Linked DNA regions of Homo sapiens: region 1 is linked to region 2. The links are chromatin loops, found by intact Hi-C in ENCODE. Cell type or tissue: PC-9. All regions are shown on one strand. Links, peaks and the distances in the headings refer to the core of each region. The heading gives the core; the rest is flanking DNA.

Evidence for each region. Hi-C counts contacts between places; a loop is a spot of excess contacts. Peaks named below come from ENCODE experiments on the same cell type or tissue, not always from the same donor. Only the 100,000 strongest peaks of a DNase experiment are listed, where the experiment ranks them.
Region 1: a loop joins it to region 2, with 5 times the contacts of the local background. A loop is called at or near these places in 3 of 110 quality-filtered maps.

What each region holds. Positions count from the first base shown.
Region 1 is chr14:103,125,506-103,133,826 of GRCh38, forward strand. TNFAIP2 (TNF alpha induced protein 2) reads left to right here. Exons shown (of 12, transcript NM_006291.4): 2 at 805-1,187; 3 at 1,500-2,124; 4 at 4,235-4,349; 5 at 4,497-4,619; 6 at 4,810-4,910; 7 at 5,547-5,645; 8 at 6,134-6,257; 9 at 7,245-7,367; 10 at 7,857-8,012; 11 at 8,177-8,298. The coding sequence starts at 953. Among named protein-coding and RNA genes, the nearest start is that of TNFAIP2, 6.2 kb to the left of the region's middle. RefSeq lists enhancers at 2,705-3,470, 6,764-7,334, 7,335-7,903. In PC-9, for the core only: a CTCF peak has its summit at 981; DNase peaks (open chromatin) are centred at 2,946, 3,296, 3,746, 4,306 and 4 weaker places; H3K4me3 peaks cover 4,944 bases; H3K27ac peaks cover 7,171 bases.
Region 2 is chr14:103,291,057-103,299,377 of GRCh38, forward strand. It overlaps LOC105370686 (a long non-coding RNA gene), which reads right to left. Exons shown (of 3, transcript XR_944246.2): 3 at 3,018-3,521. Among named protein-coding and RNA genes, the nearest start is that of EIF5, 39 kb to the right of the region's middle. In PC-9, for the core only: CTCF peaks have their summits at 1,916 (motif pointing left), 2,123, 5,168, 7,842 and 1 weaker place; DNase peaks (open chromatin) are centred at 1,915 and 5,125; H3K27ac peaks cover 2,601 bases.

The DNA of each region.
Region 1 (8,321 bases), core at 111-8,110, 170 kb before region 2:
TGGGCACCCAGGAAGGCTGCAGAAACTGGAAGCCTTTGTGATGATGCTACGATCCCATTTGGGAGGGGGTGGGAGCCAGGAAGCCTGGGTTCTGGACCCGAGTTGCTGTGTGACTTCAGGCCGCCCTGTGACTTGCTGAGCCCCTTGCCCCAGTGATGTGTGAAAGGCTGTCTGAGGTCCCACCCACTGTGGCTTCTGTAGATCCTGGTCAGGCTCTGCCCCTTTCATGGCCCAGCTGGAGCAGCTGTGTTTCTGTGACCCCACCGCTGGATCAGAACTGGACAAGATGGCAGAGGGGCTGGGTCTGGGCAGGAGGAGGCTGGGTTCCAGTCTCAGGCCGGTTCTGGTGTTCTAGACCCCGGCATGTCCCAGACCTTTCTGGACCTCTGTTCCTGCTCTGTCCAAAGGGACAGAGCCCATGCCCCGCCTCTTCCCTAGGGTCCCGTGGGATCCAGGGAGGTGTCCATTGCCTGCTTCCTGCCCAGAGGGTGGGCTGGCAGGGAAGGATTTGCCCAAGTAAAGTGAAAGTCCCCCTCTGTGTGGCGGGCTTGGCGTCCCCAGCCTCTTCCTTGCTTCTGGGGCTGTGAAGTATTGGAAGGGGAGCTGTAGATGGTGAGATGCTCGTGGCCAGGGAGGAAGCACAGTTGTTGGTGCTCATCTGGGCCAGGAGATGAGCAGAGCCCCGGTGGCTGAATGGGTGAAACAGACTGAGTGTACTCAATGCAGCCAGCATAGCTGTGTGTCCAGCCTGGGAGCCAGGGCCGGTCCATGGTGACCACTGATGCCTTCACCCCCACCCCGCAGGAGCCTGCAGGCCTGAACCAGGGTGATGCTGAAGATGATGACCTTCTTCCAAGGCCTCTAGAGCCATCAGCCTGTGCCAGGCACCCTCGACTTGCCTAGAGGCCCCCAAAAGTTGCAGTCCACATCAGAGGCAGAGTCAGAGGCCTCCATGTCGGAGGCCTCCTCTGAGGACCTGGTGCCACCCCTGGAGGCTGGGGCAGCCCCATATAGGGAGGAGGAAGAGGCGGCGAAGAAGAAGAAGGAGAAGAAGAAGAAGTCCAAAGGCCTGGCCAATGTGTTCTGCGTCTTCACCAAAGGGAAGAAGAAGAAGGGTCAGCCCAGCTCAGCGGAGCCCGAGGACGCAGCCGGGTCCAGGCAGGGGCTGGATGGCCCGCCCCCCACAGGTGCTCTAGGACCCTGGGTTAGAGCTAGTCTGGGGCCTGGACGGGGTTGGCGCTCATCCGCGTGAGTGAGCCACTTGCACAGTGGGCCGGCAAGTGGGGCTGGAAGGCGCGTCTGTCTCCCTGCTTTCACCTGTGCCGCAATCTGGGGGGCTGGGAGGCCTTCAGCCTAGTCAGGGACACCGACATCACCCTTTAGGGTGTTGGCCGCCGGCCCTGTGCGCGTCTAGGGGAGGACGGTCCCGCTTGGCGCTGGCCGCCCCGCCCGGTGGGCGGTGGGCTGGGGCCGGGGCTGACGCGGCTTTCCCGGCGCAGTGGAGGAGCTGAAGGCGGCGCTGGAGCGCGGGCAGCTGGAGGCGGCGCGGCCGCTGCTGGCGCTGGAGCGGGAGCTGGCGGCGGCGGCGGCGGCGGGCGGTGTGAGCGAGGAGGAGCTGGTGCGGCGCCAGAGCAAGGTGGAGGCGCTGTACGAGCTGCTGCGCGACCAGGTGCTGGGCGTGCTGCGGCGGCCGCTGGAGGCGCCGCCCGAGCGGCTGCGCCAGGCGCTGGCCGTGGTGGCGGAGCAGGAGCGCGAGGACCGCCAGGCGGCGGCGGCGGGGCCGGGGACCTCGGGGCTGGCGGCCACGCGCCCGCGGCGCTGGCTGCAGCTGTGGCGGCGCGGCGTGGCGGAGGCGGCCGAGGAGCGCATGGGCCAGCGGCCGGCCGCGGGCGCCGAGGTCCCCGAGAGCGTCTTTCTGCACTTGGGCCGCACCATGAAGGAGGACCTGGAGGCCGTGGTGGAGCGGCTGAAGCCGCTGTTCCCCGCCGAGTTCGGCGTCGTGGCGGCCTACGCCGAGAGCTACCACCAGCACTTCGCGGCCCACCTGGCCGCCGTGGCGCAGTTCGAGCTGTGCGAGCGCGACACCTACATGCTGCTGCTCTGGGTGCAGAACCTCTACCCCAAGTGAGCAGACCAGGGGCTGGGCCCGGGCCGGCAGGGAGGGTGTCCTCTGTAGGAGGGGTGTCGAGGGGTGTCGAGGTGTGCCGCCGGCAGCTTTTAGTGAGGTCGGTGTTTGCAGAGTTTTGGGTCCGAGAATGCAGGGGTGGGACTTGGACTCCCTGGGGCAGAGCCTGGACAGGCAGAGACTGGGCCTGGACACAGGGATAAGGCTGGGGCTGGGTCTGCGTTGCTCTTGGAATCCTTAATTTCCTGGGCCTCAGTCACATTCTGCTGTTGGGGAAACTGAGGCACAGAAAATGGTAGGGATTTCATTCACGAGCGCCCAGTCTGAGGAGGGGGCAAAGCAATCAATAACCATCCAGAGCTGGAAGGGCTGTGGCAGCAGAGGCCAGGCCCCGTGCAGAGCATGGGCCCAAAGCAGGCCTGGAGAAGTCAGGGAAGCCAGCCTGGAGGAGGTGAAAGCCAGCGGTCCTTCTCTGAGCCAGGGAATCAGGCCAGGAGGCAGGAGGAGGGGTGATAGGGCAGGTAGGGGAGAAGGTGAGAGGAAGGTCGGTGCTCCTGAGCATGTCCTCTTCCAGGGCACTCTGGAGCTGAGCAGAGCTATGCGGGCACCCCCAGGCAGGAGAGTTCCAAGTGATGGGCTAGGGCCACGTGTCTTGTTAGACCCCCATTGTGTAGGGTTACCCTGTGAGCCCGCCGCAGAGCTGGAGCCCCTCAGGTGGGAGGCTGGCTGTGCAGCTGGTACCCCTGCTGAGTACAGCCTCAGGCGTCCCTTGACTCCATAGATCCCTGGGCGTGCCCGTCATTCGCACGGTCTGCATGGAGAGAGGCTTACTGCAGTGTGGAAAGGCCCAGGGCGGGGGAGTCCAGGGGCTGTTATTGTGGGGCTTGGCCACTGCTGGCCCCAGATCCTAGTGTGAAACTTTAGGAAGGAAGCCTGGAGGTATAGACAGTGTGGGCAGTGTCTGCCGTCTCGGGGGCCTTGGGTGGCCTGTGGGCTCAGTTCGTGTTGAAGGGTCAGCCTCTGGCAGAAGGATAGAGAAAGGGTCCAGTGGAGAGGGTGGGAGAGGAGTCAGCAGGGCATAGGGGAACTGGCACAGGGCAGGGGCCACGGGAGAGATAACCCAGCCCAGAGCCAGTTCCCGCTTGCTCGTCCTGACTCACCAGGAAATGCCGGGCACCTGCACCCCTGCCTGCCAGTCTTTCTGTCCCAGTGACCTCGGGGTCTGCTGGCCTGGGGTTAGCAACAGGCAACTAAAGCCAAGCTGGGCATGGAGCCCTGGTGAGAGGGTGCCCAGGGGGGCATCGTTGAAGCCTGTGTGCCAGAAATGTGGGGAACGGAGGGACACAGCTGCATCTGGATTGGGTGAGGGGCAGAGAGAAGGTCATTTGTAAACCTCTAGGCAGACAAAGGGCCCTTAGGAAGTGCCAGGGCTGGGCAGTCCCCTGGGAGCTCTGGGGCGCTGCAGAGGCGCCAGGACAGTGAGCCAAGATGCGTCTGTGGAGCAGTTTGGGGCAGCCCTTCCTGCCCATTCTGGCCTACCCCTGGGATTGGGAGGTGGCCGGGGCTGGTGAGATGCCCAAGACCTGCAGGGCTGGAGCGCAGTGGGCTGGGAGCTGGCTGGATTCCAGGGCTGCTGTGAGTAGGAGCAGGGTTTTATCTGGGTGACAGGTAGTCTTGGAGCAGGAAGAAGATCAGATCTTAAAGGTGGCTCTGGCTGCTGGGTGAAGAAGGAATTGTTGGAGGTGAGGGAAGGAGCAGAGAGGCCGGGAGGAGGCTTTTGCAGTGAGCCAGCGGGGAGCTGATGGGAGCCGGCCAGGGCGCCAGAGTGGCATGAGGCTGCTGATTTTGGGGGCTATTTTGGAGCAGGACCTAATGGGGGGGGGGTGGTGAGAGAGTCAGAGGAGGCATGATGACTTCAGAGTTTCTGTTCCAAACCAAACTAAGTAGATGGAGGACCCATCATCTGAAATGGGGACCGGGTGGGGGTGCGGGAGGGTGTGCTGGGCAGTCTGGGCCTGCCAGAGACCAAGGCTGAGGGCCTGGGCTCTAGCTTGAGTGGTGGTGCTGATTTGGTATAGTTGTCCTCATGCCAGCCTCCCCTGCCTGCAGTGACATCATCAACAGCCCCAAGCTGGTGGGTGAGCTGCAGGGTATGGGGCTCGGGAGCCTCCTGCCCCCCAGGCAGATCCGACTGCTGGAGGCCACATTCCTGTCCAGTGAGGCGGTGAGTCTCCACCTGGGCCAGGGAGGGGCAGGGAGGCAGCAGAGGAGAGGCTCGGAGACAGACAGGACATGGGCAGGGAGCTTGACGGGTCTTCCAGGTGAGCGAGGTGAGGGATAGTGCCCCAGTGACCTGCCCCTCCTCCTCCAGGCCAATGTGAGGGAGTTGATGGACCGAGCTCTGGAGCTAGAGGCACGGCGCTGGGCTGAGGATGTGCCTCCCCAGAGGCTGGACGGCCACTGCCACAGCGAGCTGGCCATCGACATCATCCAGGTACTGCAATCTGCCCCAGGGCACACGTACCGCCCGTGCACGTGCATGGGGAGCCCCACGCACATTCCGTCCTGTGTGCATACCCATGCCCACCTCGGGGCACCCCCTCTGTTCCCGCCTGTTTCCTCCCCGTCCCCTGCCCCCTTGTCCAGGCGAGCCCCTGCTCAGCTCACCCACCACCACCCTGCAGATCACCTCCCAGGCCCAGGCCAAGGCCGAGAGCATCACGCTGGACTTGGGCTCACAGATAAAGCGGGTGCTGCTGGTGGAGCTGCCTGCGTTCCTGAGGAGGTGGGTGTGTGCCCAGGATGGGGTCCCTGTAGCCACCGCTCTCAGAGCCACGGCCCCTCCCTAGTGCCTCAGGTGGGGAGCTGAGCTGGATCCCCGCCCTCTACCCCTGTCCCTGTCATTCTGAGCCAGGAGTTGTTTCCCACTCAGCCAGGGCACTGAGAGCCTCAGGTGGTCTGACCTCCACCAGGATTCAACGTGGGAGCCTCTTGCGCCCACCCCATCAGCAAAGCTCTCAGCAGAGCAGCCTCTAGCTTCAAAGAGGATACCCCAGGAGGGACTGAGACCCCGCCACCCCTTCATACAACACTCCTAGTCTCCACCACCTGAATTCTCTCTGCTCTCTCCCTCTCGACCTCTGAGGGCTTCTCCAGCCAACCACACGCTCACTCCTACCTGGTCTCCCAACTCTAGAGAGGGCCTGGGAGCAGCAGAGATGGGCTGGTACCCTCTTCAGGAGCCCAAGCCTTAGCTTGTGAAGCCAGTTCCATGATGCCCAGGGGCTAGCGGCCCCTCCCTTGGCTATGGGCAGCCAAACAGAAAAGTGAACCCCAGGAGCTGGCAGGGAGGGCAGGGAGGCTGCTGCTGTGGTCCCAGTGTTTGGGCTGGTCCTGAATGTGCCCCTTCTGGTTTCGCCAGCTACCAGCGCGCCTTTAATGAATTTCTGGAGAGAGGCAAGCAGCTGACGAATTACAGGGCCAATGTTATTGCCAACATCAACAACTGCCTGTCCTTCCGGTGAGAGTGTTGGGAGGGGCTTGCGGGAGTGGGAGTCACTCAGCGGGCAGGAGAGGGGAGCTGGAAGGTGGAGGGAGGAGGAGCTGCTTAGGCCAAGAAGTGGAATTCAAACCAGCAACATGTGTGAGGACTCCACGGCCTGCAGCAGCAGCAGCAAACATTTCCCAAGTGCTGGCTGGGGCAAGCACACAGGCAGATGTTTCACCCATTATCTTATCCTTAAAGCAACCCTGTGAAGTAGGTATAGTGATCTGTCTATTAGGCAGATGGGCAAACCACTGGAGGAGGCTCACTTGCCCCCAGTTACAAGGGGATGTAGTGGAGGAGTGTCCTGAGGGCATGGAGAACATGGATGGGAGGACTTGATCCCATAGAGAATGGGGAGCCATTGAGGGTTCTAGAGTGAAGAGAGGGGGCTGTCTGGCTCCCTGGGTATGGGGCTATAGGCTGAGCAGGGCTGGGGTGACCTCTCTGCCTCCACCTTCCAGGATGTCCATGGAGCAGAATTGGCAGGTACCCCAGGACACCCTGAGCCTCCTGCTGGGCCCCCTGGGTGAGCTCAAGAGCCACGGCTTTGACACCCTGCTCCAGAACCTGCATGAGGACCTGAAGGTAGCGGGAGCCTCTTGCCCTCAGGAGCCCAGTGTTGGGGGGTTCCCAGGGAGGGACTGGGAGGTGCCCCCAGGGAGGAGTGGCAGAAGCAAAGATGTGGGGAAGACACGCTCCAGGCCTGTGGACGGCACCGTGGGCCAGCTCTGGTGCAGCGGTGATGCCCGGTTGGGGACCCTAGCAGGCTCTGAACTCCGCCGATCATGTCCTGGGGTTTCACCTGAGAGGGGCCGCCTGGGGCTGGGAGGGGCCGCCTGGGGCTGGGAGGGGCCGCCTGGGGCTGGGAGGGGCCGCCTGGGGCTGGGAGGGCCTGGAAAAGTTTCACTGCCCCTCCCCGATTCAGACACAGCCCAGTCCCAAGCCTGCAGACACCTTTCCTTCAATCCCCTCAGCCCCTCCTATCCACCCCCATCCCCGCGCCTGACTCCCAGCAACTGAGGCTCAGGGTCATCGGCAGCTGGGGTTATATCTGTTATGGGCCAAGAAATCCACAGAAAATGCTGTGAAAACAAGTAGTTCCTTTAGCAGGGTGTAAAGTGGGGGGTCTCTCAAAAGGAAGGGGAGAGGTTCTCTTCCCGGTGTCAGGGACTAGCGGCCATGGGTGGCCTGAGTGTGGTGGAAGCCCGAGCGGTGACCCCACATCCCCTGGTACTGATCTCCCTGGCCCAGCCAAGCACAAGGTCTTGTTTATGAAGGAATTTATTTATTTAAGTGGCAGTGGACTTGGCCTCCGGGCCGGCAGACAGGCTCTCCTGGCTCCTGAGCCGCACTGGGTGACCTTGGATAAGGGTGCACAGAGCCGGCTCCCACTTCCTGTCTGTGAGCAGGGACCTGAGGTTGGCCCGGGTTCCCTGGGAGTCCTTGAGTGCCCCCCGCCCCTCCACCAGGCACATGTGTCGGTGTGTGTCTGTGTCTGCGTGTCTGCGTGTCTGCGGCTGGCAGCCCTTCCTCTCCAGGGCGTGACTAGACATCCTGCCTCTCCTGTCTCAGCCACTGTTCAAGAGGTTCACGCACACCCGCTGGGCGGCCCCTGTGGAGACCCTGGAAAACATCATCGCCACTGTAGACACGAGGCTGCCTGAGTTCTCAGAGCTGCAGGGCTGTTTCCGGGAGGTGAGGAGGCTCTGGGCTGGTGGCTGGGTCTTGGGGAGTTGGGGGCAGCCCGGACACGCACACTAGCACGTCTGTGTACACTCACGCACATGTGCTCACACGCGCACATGTGAACACACGTGAATGCACGAGCATGTGAACACGTGCACATGTGAACACACGTGAAGGCACGAACATGTGAACGCACGAGCATGTGAACACACACATGTGAATGCACGAGCATGTGAACACATGCACACATATGAACACACGTGAAGGCACGAGCATGTAAACACACACATGTGAACACGTGAACGCATGCACATGTGAACACACACGCATGTGAACGCATGAGCATGTGAACGCACACATGTGGACGCACGAGCACGTGTGCAGTCTTTTGCTCTGGCATCTGCCTCTCTCTGGAGGCCTGGCTACAAGGCTTCAAGGGAGGTGGCGAGCTCCCCATCAGCAGACAGCTCACACGCCCCTGGCTGCTTGCCCTCCCAGGAGCTCATGGAGGCCTTGCACCTGCACCTGGTGAAGGAGTACATCATCCAACTCAGCAAGGGGCGCCTGGTCCTCAAGACGGCCGAGCAGCAGCAGCAGCTGGCTGGGTACATCCTGGCCAATGCTGACACCATCCAGCACTTCTGCACCCAGCACGTAAGCCGCTGCCCACCTCTCCCAAGCCCCTCTGAAATGGCTGCCTCTTCTCCCCTAGCCCTTTCAGGGTCGGAGATAGGCCGCTGGTGCCTCTCTAAGCCCAACGAGTCGCTGACCCGAGCCTCTGGACCCCTGGGTCCCTCCAACCACACCCACTCCTGCAGGGCTCCCCGGCGACCTGGCTGCAGCCTGCTCTCCCTACGCTGGCCGAGATCATTCGCCTGCAGGACCCCAGTGCCATCAAGATTGAGGTGGCCACTTATGCCACCTGCTACCCTGACTTCAGGTGAGAACCTGGGGCACCTCAGG
Region 2 (8,321 bases), core at 313-8,312:
GTCACCTCAGACTCAGAAGGAGGGCCGCAGAGCCACCTGGACCTGAGCTTCAATTCTCTTAAGGCTCTACCAGGGTGACCCTTCAGCGGAGAATCCAGAGTGGGGGCTGCATGTGAATGAAGCTCAATCATGGGGGGCTGCATCTGAAGCTCTCAAGCAATGGAGGCTGGATCTGAAACTGTCAATCACTGGGGGCTGCATGTGAAGCTGTCAATCACTGGGGGCTGTATCTGAAGCTCTCAATCAGTGGGGGCTGCTCTGGGGCTCTCAATCAATGGGGCTGCCTCTGAGGCTCTCAGTCAATAGGAGCTGCATCTGAGACTCAGTCAATAGGGCCTGCATCTGAGACTCTCAATCAATGAGGACTGCATCTAAGACTCTCAGTCAATAGGGGCTGCATCTGAGACTCAGTCAATGAGGACTGCATCTGAGAGTCAATCAATAGGGGTTGTGTCTGAGACTTAATCAATGGGAGCTGCCTCTGAGACTCTCAATCAATGGAGGCTGCGTGTGAAGCTCTCAATCAATGAGGGGTGCATCCGGGACTCTCAAGCAACGGGGGGTACATCTGAGACTCTCAAGCAATGGGGGCTGCACGTGAAGCTCTCAATCAATGGGGGTGCATCTGAGACACTCAAGCAATGGGGGCTGCATGTGAAGCTCTCAATGGAGGCTGCATCTGGGGCTCTCAATCAATGGAGGCTGATTCTGAAGCTCTCAATCAATGGGGGCCGCATCTGAATCTCTCAATCAATGGAGGCTGCATCTGAAGCTGTCACTCAGTGGGGGCTCCATGTGAACCTCTCAGTCAATGGGGGCTGCATCTGAGACTCTCAATCAATGCGGGCTGCATTTGAGATTTCAATCAATAGGGGCTGCATCTGAGAGTAATTCAGGGTTGTGTCTGAGAATCAGTGCGGACTGCCTCTGAGACTTTCAGTCATTGGGGGCTGCATCTTAGACTTTCAATCAACAGGGGCTGCATCTGAGACTTTCAAGCAATGGGGGCTACACGTGAAGCTCTCAATCAATGGGGGATGCATCTGAGACTCTCAACCAGTGGGGGGTGCATCTGAGACACTCAAGCAATGGGGGCTGCATGTGAAGCTCTCAATGGAGGCTGCATCTGGGGCTCTCAATCAATGGAGGCTGATTCTGAAGTTTTCAATCAATGGGGGCCACATCTGAATCTCTCAATCAATGGAGGCTGCATCTGAAGCTGTCACTCAGTGGGGGCTCCGTGTGAACCTCTCAGTCAATGGGGGCTGCATCTGAGACTCTCTATCAATGGGGGCTGCATCTGAGACTATCAATGGGGGCTGCTCTGGAGCTCTCAATGGGGCTTCCTCTGGGGCTCTCAGTCTATGGGGCTGCATCTGAGACTGCCAATCAATGGAGGCTGCAGTTGAGACTTCAATCAATAGGGGCTGCATCTGAGAGTCATTGAGGGTTGTGTCTGGGAATCAGTGGGGACTGCCTCTGAGACTCTCAGTCAATGGGGGCTGCACCTGAGACTTTCAATCAACAGGGGCTGCATCTGAGACTCAATCAATAGGGGCTGCATCTGAGACTCTCGATCAATGGGGGCTGCATCTGAGACTCTCTATCAGTGGGGCTGCCTCTGGGGCTCTCAGTCTATGGGGGCTGCATCTGAGAGTCAATCAACAGGGGCTGCATCTGAAACTTAATCAATGGGAGCTGCCTCTGAGACTCTCAATCAATGGGGACTGCATGTGAAGCTCTCAATCAGTGGAGGCTGCACCTGGGGATCTCAACCAATAGGGGCTGCATCTGAGACTCAATCAATGGGGCTGCATCTGAGACTCAATCAGTGGAGGCCGCATCTGAGACTCTAATCAATGGAGGCCGCATCTGAGACTCAAAACGGTGTGGGAGTGCACGGCAAATCTGGCCTTTGGTGCCCTCTGGTGGGCATTGCATGCCCTGCTGACCAGTCTGAGGACAGAGATGAGGGAAAGAAATCAGGGTAGCGTGGGGCTGTCCAGGGTTTTCCCCACCGACATGGATGACAGGGTGACCCTGAAGAAGTCACTCTTTTCTCTTAGCCTTGGCTTCCTAATCTGCAAAGATGGTGACAGATACATTCCATTTCAAAAGGCTGCCAGGGTCTAGGCGCAGCTGCTCATGCCTGTAATATCAGGTGCACTTTGGGAGGCTGAGGGAGGAGGATCACTTGAGCCCAGGAGTTTAAGACCAGCCTGGGCAAGATAGTGAGACCCCCATCGCTACAAATAAAATAAAATAAAATAAAAATTAGCTGGGTGTGCTGGTGTGTGCTTGTGGACCCAGGTCCTCCGGAGGCTGAGGTGAGAGGATCACCTGGGCCAGGGAGGCCAAGGCTGCGGTGAACCATGATTGTGCCACCACACTCCAGCCTAGGTGGCAGAGTAAGACCCTATCTTTAAAACACAAACAAAAAACAAACAAACAAAACTGCCAGGGATGAGATAGTTCAGGCAAGACTGTGCAAGTCCACAGCCCTGGCAGTTCCTTCCTGTGTCTCCCAGACAGAGGGGCTGAGTTCCAGAAGAAGAGGGTTTCACCGTCCCGCGCCCTCCCCTCCATCCTGTGTCTGGCTGCCAGGGGATGTTCCTAAGCCCTTCAGGTTCCTGCTGGCCATAGGACAGTCCCCGAGTGCTCTGGCCTGGCTCTCGAGGACGGGGATGCCCTGCCTGTCCCTTCCCCAGCCTCAGCTGTGCTGACACCTTCCATCCCCACACACACCTATACTGTGACCACCTCCTGGCCTTTGCCCCTGCTGACCCCCTTGGTCACTCCCTCCCGCTGTCCCCTTGCCCTCTGACAAATTCCTATCTTCCTTGTAATCCCAGTGTGGGTGGGCATCTTCTCCTCTGAGAACCTTCCTGGATCCCACTGCTCACCCCCACCCCGCCCCGGCCTCCCCTCTCCCCGGCCCCACCCCGGGTCTTCCCTCTCCACAGCTCCGCCCCAGCCTGCAGTCCACTCGCGTCTTGTCATATGAGACCCTGGGTGTCTCACATCCGACACGGCTTTAATTTTTATCTTCCTTACATGTTGTTCTCCCTTGTTGAACTAGGAGATCCCCTGACCTTGGTTTTCTTCCAGGCCCCGGAGACGCCTGGCCTGTGTTGAGAAGGGTACAAGTGTGTTGAAACCTCTGTCCGACTGAGGCGGCACATCAGCAGAAAGGAGCCAGGGAGCCCAGGGACGCCTGCGGGCAGTCCCTCTGCCCTCCTACCCACACCTGCTTCTGGGCAGCCAGTGTTCATCTCTCGGAGGCCATGGGCCTGGGGACTGGGTTCAGGTGAGCCATGCTGCAGGTGCTCCCCACGCCTCGCAAAGCTGGCAGGAGAGGACTAGCAGCCTGCACTCCCGGTGCCCACCCCGGGTCCAGCTGGGCCAGAACTTTTTGTTCAGAAGAAAGCCAAGGCTGTTCTTTCCAGAATCCATGTTGAAGGGTTTCCTCTTCTCCCGGGACTGCAGCTCACAGGGACCTTCCTTCAGTTGTTTAATTTACTCTATAAGTTATAGCAAAAAGAACATTGATTCAAGACAATCCCCATCAGAGTCTCAGCTGGCTTCTTTGTAGGAATTAAGCTGATCTTAAAATTCATGTAGAAACTCAAGGAACCCAGACAGCCAAAAAAAAATCTTGAAAAAGAGCAAAGATTGGAGGATTCACACTTTCTGATTTCAAAATTTACTACAAAGCTACAGTAGTCAAACCTGTGTGTGCTTGTATAAAGACAGACATATAGACCCATACAATAGAACTGAGATTCCAGAAAGAAACTCACATTTAGGGGTCAGTTGATTTTGATGAGAGCCAAGGCACTCTCATCAAAATCAATTGACCCCCAAATGTGAGGGTGAAGTGGGGAAAGAACAGTCTTTTCTTCAGCTGGGAGAGCGGAGAGCCACCTGCAGAAGAACGAAGTTGGAGCTCTACTTCACATCATATACATAAAGTAAATGAAAATGTACAAGACCCTTTCAGTTTAAAGATTATAATCTCGAATCCACATTATAACTAACCTTTAATCCACATTTTAACCAATCTTTGATTATAACTCATCTTTTAAAGAATCTTTAAATAATCATGATAACTAATCTTTAAACATCTCCAGTTTTGGTGTGGTATCAAAGAAGGATAGTCACAACTATCTAAAGACTGTATTGAATTACTCATCCTTTTCCAACAGCATGTCTGTGAGCGGCTGAATATTCCCCACAAACTTCAACCAAAACAACGTATCACAACAGACTCATGCAGAAGCAGATATGAGAATCTACCTGTCTCCTATCAAGCCAGACCATAAAGATATTGACAAAAATGAAAACTAATGCCACCCTTATTGTTAACTTTGTTGTTGTGGTTTCAGAACATACTTATTTTTCATTTAAAAATAATGACTAATGTTAACATGTTATGGCTTTGTCATTCTTTTAAAATAAATATTATTTCTAAACAAATATTCTTTTTAAATAAAAATTTATTTTCAAATGTATCTATGTATACAGTCATGTGTTGCTTAACAACAGGGATACATTTTGAGAGGTGTCATTAGGCAATTTCGTGGCTGCGTGAACATCATGACAAAGACCTAGATGAGGCAGCCTACTACACACCTGTACAACGTGGGACTGTACTGAATACTGTAGGCAATTGTGACACAATGGTAAGTATTAATATTTGTGGATCTAGGCCAGGCATGGTGGCTCACGCCTGTAATCCCAGAACTTTGGGAGGCCGAGGCAGGTGGATCACCTGAGGTCAGGAGTTCAAGACCAGCCTGGCCAACATGGTGAAACCCCATCTCTACTAAAAATACAAAAATTAGCTGGGGATGGTGGTAGGTGCCTGTAGTCCCAGCTACTTGGGAGGCTGAGGCAGGAGAATCGCTTGAACCCAGGAGGTGGAGATTGCAGTGAGCTGAGATCATACCACTGCACTCCAGCCTGGGTGACAGGGCCAGACTCTGTCTCAAAAAAAAAAAAGTATTTGTGTATCTAAACAGATACAAACATAGACAAGGTACAGTAAAAGTATGGCATAAAAAGTAAAAAATGACACACAGGTTTAGGGCACTTACCATGAATGGAGCTTGCAGGACTGGAAGTGGCTCTGGGTGAGTCACAAGTGGGTGGTGAGTGAATGTGAAGGCCTAGGACATTACTGGCCACTACTGTAGACTTTGTAAACACTGACACTTAGGCCACACTAAGTTCATAAAAAATATTTTTCTTTCTTTGATAACAAATTAGCCTTAACTTACTGTAATGGTTTAACTTTATATACCTTTTACTTTTTAAAAAACATTTGGACTCTTGTAATAACACTTAGCTTAAAACACACATTGTACACCTGTATAAAAATATTTTCTTTCCTTTTTTTTTTTTTTTTTAATTTTTGAGACAGAGTTTCTGTCTTGTTGCCCAGGCTGAAGTGCAATGGCGTGATCTCGGCTCACTGCAACCTCTGCCTCCCGGGTTCAAGCGATTCTCCTGACTCAGCCACCCAAGTAGCTGGGATTACAGGCATGCACCACCACGCCCTGCTAATTTTGTATTTTTAGTAGAGATGGAGTTTCTCCCTGTTGGTCAGGTTGGTCTCGAACTCCTGACCTCGGGAGTTCTCCCGCCTCGGCCTCCCAAAGTGCTGGGATTACAGGTGTGAGCCACTGTGCCCAGCCATATATTTTTTCTTTATATCCTTATCCTATAAACTACATACTGTTTTCTGGGTTTTTTGTTTGTTTGTTTGTTTTTGAGATGGAGTCTCACTGTCGCCCAGGCCAGAATGCAGTGGTGCGATCTCGGCTCACTGAAACCTCCGCCTCCTGGGTTCAAGCAATTCTCCTGCCTCAGCCTCCCAAGTAGCTGGGATTACAGGCACGTGCAACCATGTCAGGCTAATTTTTTTTATTTTTAGTAGAGACAGGGCTTCACCATGTTGGCCAGGCTGGTCTCAAACCCCTGACCTCAGGTGATCCACCCGCCTTGGCCTCCGAAAGTGCTGGGATTACAGGCGTGAGCCCCCGTTACTCCCCGGGCGCTGTTAAGCGGCTTTGCGGCAGCCTCACACGTAGCCCTCACAACCACTAGGGACAGCGGCTTCTCACTGCTGGCTCCAACCCACAGTTAAGAAACACGTGGGTATTTACAATACATGCCCACAAATGCACAGGCAATCACATTTCCCCTGCACGCCCTGGCCCCTTCCCACACTTTCTCTTCCATTCTACTTAGGATTGCCAGATTGAGCAATACAAATACAGGACACCTGCTATTTGAATTTCAGGTAAATACTTTTTTTTTAGTGTGTTCCACCCCATAGAATATTTGGGACATACACACTTTAAAAAAGTTACTTATCTGAAATGCAGATATGACTGGGTATCCTGTAATTCACCTGGTAACCCTAGTTCTACTCCGTTTTTTTAAAACTGCTGGTTGTAACCCCCAACCCAATGTTACAGCCTTCAGTGAGTCCCAGCCCCCGCTTCCTTAGGCCAGGAGACCTGGAGTATCCCATTCCACAGGGGAAGCCACAGCTGGGAGGAATTCAGCCTCCTCCTTCCAAGGCCCACGGGTGAGCAGATTCGGATGAGCATCTCAAGGGCCTGCGGATGCCACAGGAAGAGGTTTAAAGATGTTTAAAGATGACTTCTGGCCGGGCGCAGTGGCTCACGCTTGTAATCCCAGCACTTTGGGAGGCTGAGGCGGGCGGATCACAAGGTCAAGAGATCGAGACCATCCTGGCTAATGCGGTGAAACCCCGTCTCTCCTAAAAATACAAAAAAAAAATTAGCCGGGCGTGGTTGTGGGTGCCTGTAGTCCCAGGTACTCGGGAGGCTGAGGCAGGAGAATGGCGTGAACCCGCCAGGCGGAGCTTGCAGTGAGCCGAGATCACGGCACTGCACTCCAGCCTGGGCGACAGAGCAAGACTCTGTCTCAAAAAAAAAAAAAAAAAAGACTTCTGCAGGCCGGGTGTGCTGGCTCACACCTATAATCCCAGCACCTCGGGAGGCTGAGGCGGGAGGATCACTTGGGGTCAGGAGTTTGAGACCACCTGGCCTACATGGTGAAACCCCGTCTCTACTGCAGAAATTAGCCAAGCATGGTGCTAGACACCTGTAGTCCCAGCTACTGAGGAGGCTGAGGCAGGAGAATCGCTTGAACCCAGGAGGCGGAGGCTGCAGTGAGCCAAAAAAAAACAGAAAGAAAGACTTCTGTGCACATAAATGACTAGTGGCAGTTACTTCGGTTTTAAAATATATATATTTAAGGTATTAAAGTTCTACACTTAAAAACCTAGTTTTTCCTTAAGTGTTGAAGATCAGCTTAAAAACCTGACCATGCTGTGGATAAATCCAGCCAGTTCTAACAACTGTTTACAGAGGGGCTTGTGGTTTACGTTCAGTCTCATTTACAAGCTGGTTTAAATGAGAACTCTTAAACCTTTTAAATTATATATTTAATTGCTTCAAATACTGCAATTGAATAACAAACAAAACATTCCCTAGGTCTTTGGTCCTTAAACATTGGCCACACTCCCTTTACTAAATTCCTTTTAGTTTCAAACTAAAATATCATAGGACTAAATTAAAATACTCAATTAGGCATTGCAAATCCATGTCCCTTTCTAGGTGGGTTTAGTTCCCTGTGGGTCAGAGTCACTGACTGGGAGCCAGGCCTGGAGCTAAGGACAGCCACCAGATGGCTTTTTCATGACAAAAAGGGACAAGTTTTATATTCTCCATAAAGCCAATAGGGGGCCAGGTGTGGTGGCTCAAGCCTCTAATCCCAGCACTTTGGGAGGCCAAGGCAGGAGGATCACTGGACCCCAGGAGTTCAAGACCAGCATGAGCAATGTAGCAAAACCCCATCTCTACCAAAAAAAAAAAATTAAAAATTAGCTGAGTGTGGTGGTGCACGCCTGTAGTCTCAGCTACTTGGGAGGCTACAGTGGGAGGATCGCTTGAGCCTGGAAGTTAGAGGCTGCAGTGAGCTGTGATCACACCACTGCACTCCAGCCTGGGTGACAGAGTGAGACTGTCTCAAGAAACAAAAAAAAAAAACCCTGTGTAAGGCTCCTCCACACAGTGAAGCCTTCCTGACATGCCCTGCCTGCCCCACAAAGGAATCCTTCCCTTCCCCACCAGACGGATTCTGGATCTTGTGCTCTGGACCCCTTTGCCAATGTAGTAAAAACTATAGAGCCCTTTTCAGGGTACCATTTATACAGCATAACATAAAATACATAAGGTTACAAATGAAACCAAATATATTGAAAATATTACCAAGTGTTTTTAAAA